Linked DNA regions of Homo sapiens: all the other regions are linked to region 1. A link is a contact called in ENCODE Hi-C or POLR2A ChIA-PET data. All regions are on one chromosome and are shown on one strand. Each heading gives the region's core, a stretch centred on a gene start or an enhancer-like site at or near the end of the contact. The rest is flanking DNA. Distances are from core to core; before and after follow the strand shown.

Region 1 (3,731 bases), core at 670-3,169:
CAAACTCTGTTCAGTAAAGATTCAAATTTTGCTAATATGCATGAAAGTGCTTGACAAACTCTAAGTTATGCTGCAATTTGTCCTCCACCCTCATTCACCCATTCATCCCTAACTCCATCCTAGCTCAACTCCATTCAAATCTTGCCCATATAATGTTTACTCTCTCTCTTTTTTTTTTTTTTTTGAGACAGGGTCTCCCTGTGTCACCAAGGCTGGAGTGCAGTGGCGCCATCTCAGCTCACTGCAGCCTTGATCTCCCAAGCTCAAGTGATCCTCCCACCTCAGCCTCCCAAGTAGCTGGGACTAAAGGTGCGTGCCACTAGGCCTGGCTAATATTTTGTATTTTTTGTAGAGATGGGGTTTCACCATGTTGCCCAGGATGGTCTCAAACACCTGGGCTTAAGCGATTTGTCTACCTCAGCCTCTCAAAGTGCTGGGACTACAGGCATGAGCCACTGCGAATGGCCTATCTTTCAAAACATTATGAATGCTTCCTTCCCTCTTTTGGAAATTCCACCTCTTTAAACATGACATGTAACAGTTTGCTACTCTCTAGAAGTAGTGCTTAGTGACAGGCATCACAGAGTACAGAGTAGTAATAAAGAGCCAGGGTTCTGGAGCCAGACTGCCTGAATTCCCGTCCTGTCTACACTACTTATTAGCTGTGTAACTTTGGGTAAATTACTTATTTCTGTTTCAGTTGCCTTAGCTGTAAGAAGAGAGTTACTGCCTGTAGTCACCTCAAAGTGTCATTATGTGAATTGCATAGGTTAATATACGCAAACCACTTCAATCATTGTCTAGTACTATAAATATTTGCCATTTTCTTGATACTGTTCCCCGTTTCAATAGCTTTCCATTGCTCACAAAATAAAGGAAAATATCTTTAATCTGGCCTCAAATTCCCTGCACGTTGTGACCATTGCCTACTCTGCAACCCCATTTCTTAGTACTTGCCTTCCAGACATACTGAATTGTCTCTAATTCTTGGAAATTTCCATGGTTTTCTTTTTCTTTCTTGCCTCTCAGACTTCTGAACTCAGTTTCTCCTAGTTTAGGACGCTGTGCCTTCCACCCTCCCAGTAACCTAGAGACTACCCTGCGAGACTCACCCTCTTCTCCCTGGAAGAAGAGGGAGTTCTGCCAGCAGACTGTCTTTGGACTTGGACTGAGTACTTCTCTGGGTCTCCAGCCTACTGGCCCACCCTGCAGATTTTAGACTTGCATCTCCACAGTCGTGTGATCCAGTTTTAAAAATACCCCCTCTCTCCATACACATATATACACATATACATCTTGTTGATTCTGTTTCTCTGAAGAACTCTACTAAAAGAAGTATTATCAAAATTAAAAAGGAGCTTGAACTCATGTAGCCTAATGCTCTTCTTTTTAAAGATGAGGAAAAGAGATATTCAGAGAAAGAAGTGAATTTACCTAAATTACCCAGCTAAGGAGTTACACTTCCCATATATCATATTTATTGCATATATAAGTAAGCAACAACTTCTCGAGAAGCTCGGTGAGTCCCCAAGGTCCCCAGCGCTTCTACCCTCACTGCACTGGGTAAGCTGTACCCTGACTGCTTCTGTGTACTCAAGCTCCCATCCGCCCGCGGGCCTCCTGAGAGAGTCGGCCTAATTCGTAAGCTGGTTCCCAGTAAACAGTGCAGAGCAGGCGCTAAGTGAATGAATGAGCACGAGAGCTGGAAGCCCTCTGAGGCCTCTCTGGTGTCCCTTGTCCGCCCGCCGCCTCGGCCCCGGCCAGGTTGGAAGGACCGGGTGCCCCTACCGCCCGGAGTGGCGCTCTCAGCGTCCCCGCACCTTCATGCGCAGTAGATTCTTGGACAACCTTGTCTTTCGCTCGGCCGCCATGGTAGCTTCCGCCCAGCGCCGCACTCCGGCCGCGAGCCTCACCGCACATGCGCGGAGCCGCGTGCGCAGCTGCGTCCCTCGCGTAGTGCGCGCCGCCCCGCCCCGCCCCTCCCCTGTGTCTTGCGCGCGGGCGCGGCCACTCAGCGGGCGCTCTGCTGACTGAGAGGCTCGGGTAAGCTCGCGGGGTGGCGGGCGCGGGGATGAGCGCGGCAGACCGCAAAAAAGCCGAAGTCAGAGGACGACCCAGAACTTGGCTTCCCCGAGCCGCGGGTCGCCTTCCCGGGACGTCGGCCTGGCCCCCTCGGAGGCCCATCCTCCCTCGGGGACTCCCTTCCTCAGGGACCCCCTCCACACTCAGTAGTCCTCGCCAGCCTCAGAGAGGTTTCCGCCACGCCTGCCACCCGCCTGGGCCGTGTTACCCACGTGTTTTGTCTTCATAACGTGGGTGGCGGGCTCCCTTTGTTCTGGGTCGCTTTGCAGGGTCCAGGTCGTTTTCTCTTCACCAGGACCCCACGAGTTGCTGCTTTCCTCACAGCAGCCCGGAGTCCCGGGGGAGCGCGGCGGGGGCCGCCCCAGGCAGGCTGGCTTCATTCCCAGGCTGCTGCCGATGCGTGTCTGGCCGAGTGATCTCTGCTAAACAGAAGAATCTCAAGAAATGGCAAGGGATGGAGGCAGGGATGGGTGCCAAAGACACATGAATGAGAACAAAGCCTGGTTTTGATCCAAAGAATTGAAAAGACCATAGCGAGGGGCAACATAGGGAGACCCCACCTCTACAAAAAAAAAAAAAAAAAAAAAAAAAAAAAAAATATATATATATATATATATATATATACACAAAAAATATACAAAATATACATACAAAAAATATATACAAAATATACAAAAAATGTACAAAAGATACAACAAAAATAGCTGGGTGTGGTGGCACGGATCTGTGGTCTCCACTACTTGGGAGGCTGAGGCTGGAGAATCACTGGAACCCGGGACGTCGAGGCTGCAGTGAGCTGACATCCCGCCACTGGACTCCAGTCTGGGCTACAGAGTGAGGCTTTGTCTCAAAAACAAAACAACAAAACAAAAAAGAATTTAAAAAACCACTGAAAATAGGGTAGCGTTCCTACCCTGGTGTTTAATGCTCTGGGTACCACCTAAACACGTTTTCGAAAACCATTCCCAGGTCCGACGCTTTGGAACACCCTCAAGCTAATAGCATCTCGGCTGATACCATGAGTTCTACGTCAGATTGTTGACCTGGTCACCTTAGGGCTAATTAGTTCACTTAATCCCCATAAGAACCGGAAAGAAGGTATTGTCATCGTGTTGTTAAGGATTCTGAGACACAGAGTGGGTAACGCACTTGGTGTTCACACAGCTAATCCATGTTAGAGCTGAAATTCAAACACCGATTTGGATGTTAAAAGCCCTTTAGGTTTTCCCAGGGGTAAATAAAATCATTGTAATGTACCAAGTGGCTACAGAATCTCATTCACTTGTGACTGTGTGTGAGATGCCGGGGGTATAATAGCGTGTAAAAACACATATCCCCACCTTTCCTGAAGCTGATATTCTGGACGTAAGTAAGTGGCGACTGCTATGAAAGAGAGAAAACAGTGATGTGACAGAGTAACGCTTAGGGTTACTTTAGACCAGGTGGTTTGGAACGGCCCTTGTCAGATGATGGTGCTAAGGCTTGAAAGTTGAGAAAAACGTGTTTTATGAAGAGTTGGAGGTAGAGTGTGCTCAGAAGACAGCATCAACTGTAAAGGTCCTCAGATATGAACAAGACAAAGTCCGTGTTAAAAGTTTTACAAGTGGAAACAGTAGAGGTTAATCATAAGCCACATTGCATCCCCCAAA
Region 2 (3,731 bases), core at 813-3,312, 1.6 Mb before region 1:
TAGAAGTGAAAAATTGATAAAGGGGAAATGGCTCAAGTTCTCCTCATTGATTTTCTGTGCACAGAGTCAAACTTGACTGTTGGTTGGAAGTCAGTTTGGCTACTTCTTATTTCTTTTTCAGCAGTTGGGTTCTCCCGTCAGTGCGTTTTATGCTAGAATCGTTCTTTGCTCTAATTACAGCTGTCAGCTATTGAATGAGCTTGACATCCTGACTCCAGAAACAAGGAAATTCACACTCCATGCATATGCAGTTGGTTCCTTCATTAAAGCTGATTGACATATCAGACATGGTGCACTGTCACTGATTTTTGTAAGAAAAACAAACGGCTACACAATCAAGTGGAATCTCCTTGATCAGAAACACCCAGAGAACCCAAGAATCACTCTTCATTCAACTCAGCCAGTATTTCTGTAAAGACCTATTATTTGTATTACTGCAAAATGGTAGCTATAGTCAATCAGGTAAGAGCCAGATCTGTACACACATGCATGCATACACACACAAGCACACAAATGCACACGCACACGCACACACCAGACTCAGACTCCTTCCCCACAGCTATAGCAGTCCTTTCCAAAGCAACTTTGTTGGAGTACCAGGTGTTGAGAGTCAAGCGGGATTCTTTGGCTAGTAATAGTGAACTGGCTGAGATATACAGATTTCTTGGAGGGAAAAAAAGGAGAGAACTACAGTGATCAGAATCACCCACACCTCAACAAAAATTAGAGCAGAACTACAGTTTCTCAGAGTATTTCTGTAGTTAATATAATAAAATGACAGATGTGGAGTTGAAATGGATCATCGAGTCCAAGCCTGCCAATGAGTTCAAAACTGTCCCAGAGCACCCCTAACATGGACCATTCAGAATCCAGTTGACATTCCTAGCACGATGTATGCCTTGTTCAGTGTGAGACTACTTTCTGGAAATGGATGCACAAACAGAATCGGTATTACAGGAAGTTGTTATGGCATGATCCCTATGAAGATGCATTCCCAACTTACAGCTTGTATTTTGTAATCAATATTTGTCCTCCTCTAACCTCAGGAAGTCATAACACGACTCCAGCCATAAAATTTTCCTGCTGTGCTTCGTCGTACAATAGTGGCTCTTTTCCTCCTAGGCTATAAGGATATTATCAATGTCCCTCAAAAGGTCAAGTGACTTCTGATCATTCCTAACTGATCTTTAACGTGTTTCCTCCAACAGTTCCTTAAACACCCAATGGAATGCTCTTCTATGGCAACGTATAGAACCTCCGGAACTACCATTTGCAATTTTTTAGTAACTCAGAACTGTTGATTTTTAAAATGGCAAAAATACAGATCCTAATGGATACTGACAACTAACAGAAATACTGACAAGTAGCAACTCTTCAATGGAGTTGAGAACAGGAAGAGGGTGCTATAACTAGGTGAGAACATAAAATGTGCAACTGTGCTTACTCTACTGATCTTAGAGTAGACAGATAGAAAGTAATTTTTTTAAGTACATAAGGTTGTACTATTTGATGCTCTGATATATTTTTCTTCAATATAAAAACTACTGGGAGGCGAGCGAACAGTATCTGCCCTGAACAGGGCAGTACTAATGGACGGTCACAGGCAGCTAAGACTATCACCAAACCCCTAGAGCAGCCCAACCCCGAAGTCAGATGGTCCTGTCCCCTCCTTACTTGCTCCAGGGCAAGTATCACACGTGGACATTACTGCTTCCGGTACTGTTTCGTGCATTTTGTTTGGTGCATTTTGTCCGTCTCCCTGGCACCTGGTGGGTGGTGAATCAGCAGTTTTTGAACGAATAAGTGGTTATCACATTAATTCGTGCCTCAATGAATGAATGAATGGACAAACACAGGCCGGGAGCCTGACCCACTTCCCTCTTCCCTCCCGGGACCCACTGCTCCAGGATTGGGCGAACCTCAGGTGAGCGCCTGCTCCCCTCTTCCGCGAACCTTCGCCTACGGCGGCCGGGAGGCATCAGGAGCGCGGTCAGGGCGAAAAAGCCGACTCGCGAGCGCGCAGGCGCAGCCCTGACGCTTCCGTGGGGCCACTTCCTTTTTTGTCTCCTAGCAACGGCGGGTAGCGTTGTTGACATCCCGGGAGGCTGTGCCGCCGGCCTGAGCCCAGAGTTTCGCGGCCTCCGCGATGGTAAATCTGGGGTCTCCGTCCACGCCCCGCCGTTCCAAGCACGCCGACCGTCAAGGACCTTCGCACCCAGCTTCTGGGGCCCACCCAGGCACGGGCGGTCCAGGGGCCGCGGCGGAGGCTGGTGGCTCCAGGATCTTCCTGGAGGGGCGAGAGGGAGACCTTGGAAAGGGGCAAGAAGATGTCTAGATGACTGGAAGCTGTTTTGGGAATTGATTTCGCGGGGATGGTACATAAGGAGGGGTGATGTTGAGAAAGGGAAGAGAGAGATTCAGAGGATGAAGAATGCTCAGGGGAGTGAGAAATCCGGGGAGCCAGGAAAGTTTCCAAAGAGGGGGCGGGAGGCCGAGATGGAGAGGAAAAAAAATCAGACCCTTAGAGAGAAGGAAGAGGTGGGACAGGGAAAGCAAGGGAATGGAAGGGTGAGAAGGGAAGATACTGAGAAAGAAGAAAGGGAAATAAAGAAAAAGGAAAGAAGTGATGGGAGACCCGCCCCCCTCCCCCCCAGAAAAAGAGGTAAGAAAAAAAAAAGTAGAGACTGTGGAAAGCAAAGGGCGTTAAGAGAAGAATGAAACGGGGATTGGAGATGGGGATTAAGAAATTATACTAGGAGCACTTACAAATCATGAGAAGAGAAACAACTGGGTGGAGAAATGGAAAGGCCAGGGAAAGAAAAGAAAGGAGTTTGGGAGATAAGTAAAGGGAGAAAGATAAATAAGGACACAGTGGCTGTAAGAAGCTGTGGACATCGTCTTAAAGATTGCCCAAAATGCAGTGAATTATTGATCCCCTGTTCAACGCTTACGGTTTAGTGTAGTGTTTCTCAAAGTCAGATGCAAACATTCGTTGCTACATAAGATGGCCGAGAAATGCTAAATAAGAGTGAATCACATCGTGAGAAAGTTATTCCTCTTCCATTTTGTTCAACCTTCAGACTACATACAGGAGAAAATTTCTGTTGCTATTAGGTCCTTAATACCACTGTCATTTGGAAATTTCCATTTTTTCATCCGAAGAGCAGGCCTCAGGCTCAGAGCTTTCATTGCAGTAGAATTTAATGATAGGCTCTCTCTTCATTTTGTTCATTTTGTTTGTTTTACAGTTATTTCTATTTATGAGGAATAACGTCAGGTTTCCATTTGTGGTAGTGACATACGATTTCCTCTTAAAATGCATTTATTTAAGCTTTTAGCAGTGAGATAATTTAAAGAACACCTAGATAAATAGTATACATGGCATTCATAATGGCAAGAATCATGAATCTAGTACACAAATGCCTAAAGTCAAGAAAACCTTGGCTCTGATGCTGAAATAGAGAAAATAAGTGCTCCTGCCCATACCAAGTACAAAGGAAAACTATCTTGAAGTAACAAAATGTTCACCTGTGCAATACTGAGGAAAAAAGAATATAGCAAACCCTCATCAAGAGAATTTGCAGAATTCAAAATATCCAGTGATTGCTCAGTCATGAAAAATTTGCAGGTTTGGAAAAGATCGTTCTTGTCTTTGAGTTTTCTACAGGGGAAGAAAACATACAATACACTCTACACATAAGATTCCGAATGAGTTTAAAACACAATAATAG
Region 3 (3,731 bases), core at 904-3,403, 1.2 Mb before region 1:
GAAAAGTCTGTTGTGCAGAGTCTGAAGAAACTGTTCTCCAGAAAAAAAAACTGTAAACACTCCGCTTTCTAAAATATATCTTTTTAGGCTAGGCGCGGTGGCTCACGCCTGTAATCCCACCACTTCGGGAGGCCGAGGCAGGCAGATCACTTGAGGTCAGGACAAGCCTGGCCAACATGGTGAATCCCCGTCTCTACTAAAAATACAAAAATTAGCCAGGCGTGGCCTGTAACCCTAGCTACTCAGGAGGTTGAGGCACGAGAATCACTAGAACTCGGGAGGTGGAGGTTGCAGTGAGCCGAGATCGCGCCACTGCACTCCAGCCTGGGCGACAAAACAAGACGCCGTCTCAAAATAAAATTTAAATATATATATATATAAATAAATAACATAAAACATTTTTAAGGCCTACATTTCGGCCCTGGTATTAAAGAATTATTTTTCAACTTTTCAAGCTATGAGCCATACTGCAGCAGAGGTCGCAGACACGGTCGGGGACGGCCTCCCCTGCCCACTTCCACTTATCACAGGACCAGTTCTAAACCGATACCACTAAGAAAGCGACTGGCGCTGGCACTGTAGACCCCATGCCAGGCTGCTTCTGGGAGGGACCCGGGGGTGCTGCCTAGGGAGAAGGGCTTAACTACTCTGACTTCCACCGAAGAGTTTCTCAGAGAATGCGCCCTCGCAGCTTTCCCTGAATAAACATTACCAGGACTTACAAGGTGCCTAGCACTCTGCCAGAATCATGTGAATTTCAGAGGAAAATACTCGTTCACACATCTCAAGGAACGCACAGGCTCGTGAGGGAGCATTCTTGCCAATGCACATGGTAAATGCCCAATCGATGTTCGCGGAATGTCAGAAACTGACAACTAGTTCAGGCCTCAACGCAGTAGGAAAAGGATGAAAAAGAAACTCATTTTAAATCAACTAAACAAGTGCAAAAGCCATACATATAAAGGAGAGGAGATACGAATGGCATCACAACATAATTCCTTTGCCATCGAAAACTTCCATGCCTTTGAGGTTTTAAATGAAGACTTCCAAAACTGATTTACTTAAGACTCTACGTAAAACGCCTGATCTTTAAACGCAAGAAAAGCAAGATGAATGTATTACTTTCCTGGAAAAAAAAAGCATTAAAGGAGAAAAAAGAGTAAAGTGTACTGATGGGGCTCTTGGTGGGTTCTCACATCACAGGGCACTGCAGCTGAGACTTGCTTGAACGGCCCCCGTTTTCTACCCGCAAATTCTCAATTGCTAGATAAACAACAATAACAACACTTTATTGGGCGCTCATCGTGTCAAACCCTGTGTTGAGGGCTCCATTCCTCAAGGTCCATTTTACCGGCGAGGAAGCCCCGGCTCCGGGAGGGGAGGAGCGCGCCCAAGGTCACCAGCCAGTTGAGTGAGTGGCGGGCGGATCCCAACCCCGAGCGACGCCCACGGCCTGTCTCGGCCACCAGCGTGTTCCAGCGAGCGCCCAGCCACCTCGCTCGCAGCCTCCCCAGCGCAGCAGCCCGGCTGTGGGCCTGCGGCAGCCGGGTCTTCCTGGTCCCCACCTCCTGGGGCCGACGGGCGGCAGGAAGGGGCTCGGCGGGACGCGCCATCAGGGACCTGAGGAGGAACAACGGAACGCGTTCGGAACGGCCTGGACTCCCGAGACTCACCCGACTCGTGGCCACACCGGGAGAACTGAAGCGGCAGTAGCCGGCGGAGACGCCCGACCCGAAGGCCGGCTGCTAGGGAGCAGACAGCTGAACCGCTTGCCAGACGCCGAAACCCAGTGACGCCCTCCACCGCTCCACCGTGCTCCCGGCTCCTCGCCCCCGCCGCCCGCGGGCCCCAAGGCGCATGCGCCGCCTGTCCTGGAGGGGCCCATTTCCGTCCGTCGTGGGGGGAGGCACAGTGAGTCCACTGGGGCACGGCAGCGTCTAAGCCACAAGCCGAGCACATAAGCCAGGTCCTAACGGAGCCTATGTGTAAGTCCACTACTGGTGCAAGGTTGCACACTTCTAAGAAGAGCGGCGTGGGGGGCTCGGCGACCTTCGCTTCAGTCGCTCCCCCGTGCAGTCCCCTGTGCCCAAGACACAGCCTGATGCTTGTGCTCCGGTGGGCGGAGCTTGGAGGCGGCGGGAACTGCAATTGGTGGCTTTGAAGGCGCGGCGAGCGGGAACAGCTCTTGAGGAGTGAGACTGCAGGAGATGTGGGCCGGTAAGAGAGCCCCGGGCGGCACTGGATCGGGCCCCGGAGGGTGTGGGGCCTTGAGGAAGCCAGATCCCAGGCCTCGGGGGTGGCTTTTTCGCAATTGTCGCACGTTGTGAGGCGCAGGATTGGCGCTGGGTCTCGGGCTCGGGGCGAGGAACTACGGTTCGGGCCGAGGTGAGGGGGCGGTGGCGCTGTGCCGGCTGTGACGTCACCTCGCCCGCGGTGGGGCGGGTGGAGCCTTTCGTAGGCTCGCGACTGCGTCAGGGGAGGGCCGTGTGGTCATGTGACCAGGGGCTCCGCTCTACGATCCTGGGGTTGCTTCCTTTCCCAGAGTTGGGGTTTTGCTTTTCTGTCACCTCGGCTTCCGTCGTTTTTTGTCCCTGTACCCTCTTGCGTTGCTCCTCGCATTGCCTGTTGGAGCGCAGCAGAGGTGTGTGGCTACGGGAACGTTACTTAAAATGGATCTTTTTGATCATGCGTTCCACAGATCTTGAGCATCTACTGTATGTCAGACACTAAAACGCTAGGAAGTATAAAGAAAGTTTTAAAATGGGGCCAGGCGCGGTAGTTTACGCCTGTAATCCCAACACTTTGGGAGACCGACGTGGGCGGATCACCTTAGGTCAGGAGTTCGAGACCAGCCTGGCCAACATGGTGAAACCCCGTCTCTACTAAAAATACAAAAATTAACCGGACGTGGTATCGGGTGCCTGTAATCCCAGCTATTTGGGAGGCTGAGGCAGGAGAAGCGCATGAACCCGGGAGGCGGAGGTTGCAGTGACCCGAGATCGCGCCACTGCACTGCACCCTGGGCGACAAAGCGAGACTGTGTCTCCGAAACAACAAAAAAAGGAAAGTTTAAAAATGGTCACGGGGTAAACGTTTACTAAAGGGATTTCCGTCTTAATTGGTGAGACTGAGGGCGCTCTACCAAATTTCTTTAGACTGGCGTTCTGCAAACTTTACCCGGAATAAATCATCTGACGTACTTTTTAAAAGATGCTAAATCTCAAGCCCTCCGTGCGCCCTCCTCACAGTTTAATTTGATAGGGCCCAGGAATCTTCATTTTAACGGGTAGCCTCGTCTGTGGGTTTTTTTGTTTGTTTTTTGTTTTTTTGAGACGGAGTCTTGCTTTGTCGCCCATGTTGGAGGGCAGTGGCACGTTCTCGGCTCACTGCAACCTCCTCCTCCCGGATTCAGGCTGTTCTCTTGCCTCAGCCTCCCGAGTAGCTGGGACTAGAGGTGTGCGTCACGACACCCGGCTAATTTTTGTATTTCTAGTAGAGACGGAGTTTCACCATGTTGGCCTGGGTGGTCTTGAACGACTGACCTCAAGTGATACACCACGCCCGGCGCGCTCCCGGCCCCTCGCCCGTGTTCTTAATGGGAGAGGTGTTGATTTGATGTTTCACTGACTGTTGAACCCCAAACCACCCAGGTTGTCTCCTCAGGCATTCATTCCACAAGTATTTATCAAAGACACATTAGACTGTTCTTGGCCTGATTAGACTTACTGACT

Evidence for each region. A loop is a pair of places that touch in the nucleus more often than their neighbours do. ChIA-PET counts read pairs that join two places held with the same protein, here RNA polymerase II (POLR2A). Pooled maps may share reads with other maps.
Region 2: a map of CD4-positive, alpha-beta T cell shows a loop between it and region 1 (6-fold over the local background). The contact joins the promoter of DYNLRB2 here to the promoter of MPHOSPH6 in region 1. A Hi-C loop is called at or near these places in 2 of 168 maps with a recorded cell type or tissue (CD4-positive, alpha-beta T cell and naive thymus-derived CD4-positive, alpha-beta T cell) and 6 of 50 pooled maps.
Region 3: a loop to region 1 is called in a map of ascending aorta, with 7 times the contacts of the local background. The contact joins the promoter of CENPN here to the promoter of MPHOSPH6 in region 1. A Hi-C loop is called at or near these places in 5 of 168 maps with a recorded cell type or tissue (CD4-positive, alpha-beta T cell, ascending aorta, cardiac septum and 1 more) and 10 of 50 pooled maps. POLR2A ChIA-PET finds 5 or more read pairs at or near these places in 2 of 52 experiments (H1 and activated naive CD4-positive, alpha-beta T cell).

The regions. Positions count from the first base shown.
Region 1 is chr16:82,168,305-82,172,035 of GRCh38, forward strand. It overlaps MPHOSPH6 (M-phase phosphoprotein 6), which reads right to left and starts at 1,920. Exons shown (of 5, transcript NM_005792.2): 1 at 1,821-1,920. The coding sequence starts at 1,871. RefSeq lists an enhancer at 1,777-1,921, a cis regulatory region at 1,849 and a silencer at 1,896-2,055.
Region 2 is chr16:80,538,931-80,542,661 of GRCh38, forward strand. It overlaps DYNLRB2 (dynein light chain roadblock-type 2), which reads left to right and starts at 2,063. Exons shown (of 4, transcript NM_130897.3): 1 at 2,063-2,149. The coding sequence starts at 2,147. All of the region lies in intron 1 of DYNLRB2-AS1 (DYNLRB2 antisense RNA 1), which reads right to left. RefSeq lists an enhancer at 2,114-2,203.
Region 3 is chr16:81,005,061-81,008,791 of GRCh38, forward strand. CENPN (centromere protein N) reads left to right here and starts at 2,154. Exons shown (of 11, transcript NM_001100624.3): 1 at 2,154-2,217. CMC2 (C-X9-C motif containing 2) reads right to left here and starts at 1,825. Exons shown (of 4, transcript NM_020188.5): 1 at 1,674-1,825. RefSeq lists a silencer at 1,563-1,932 and enhancers at 2,103-2,212, 2,523-2,662.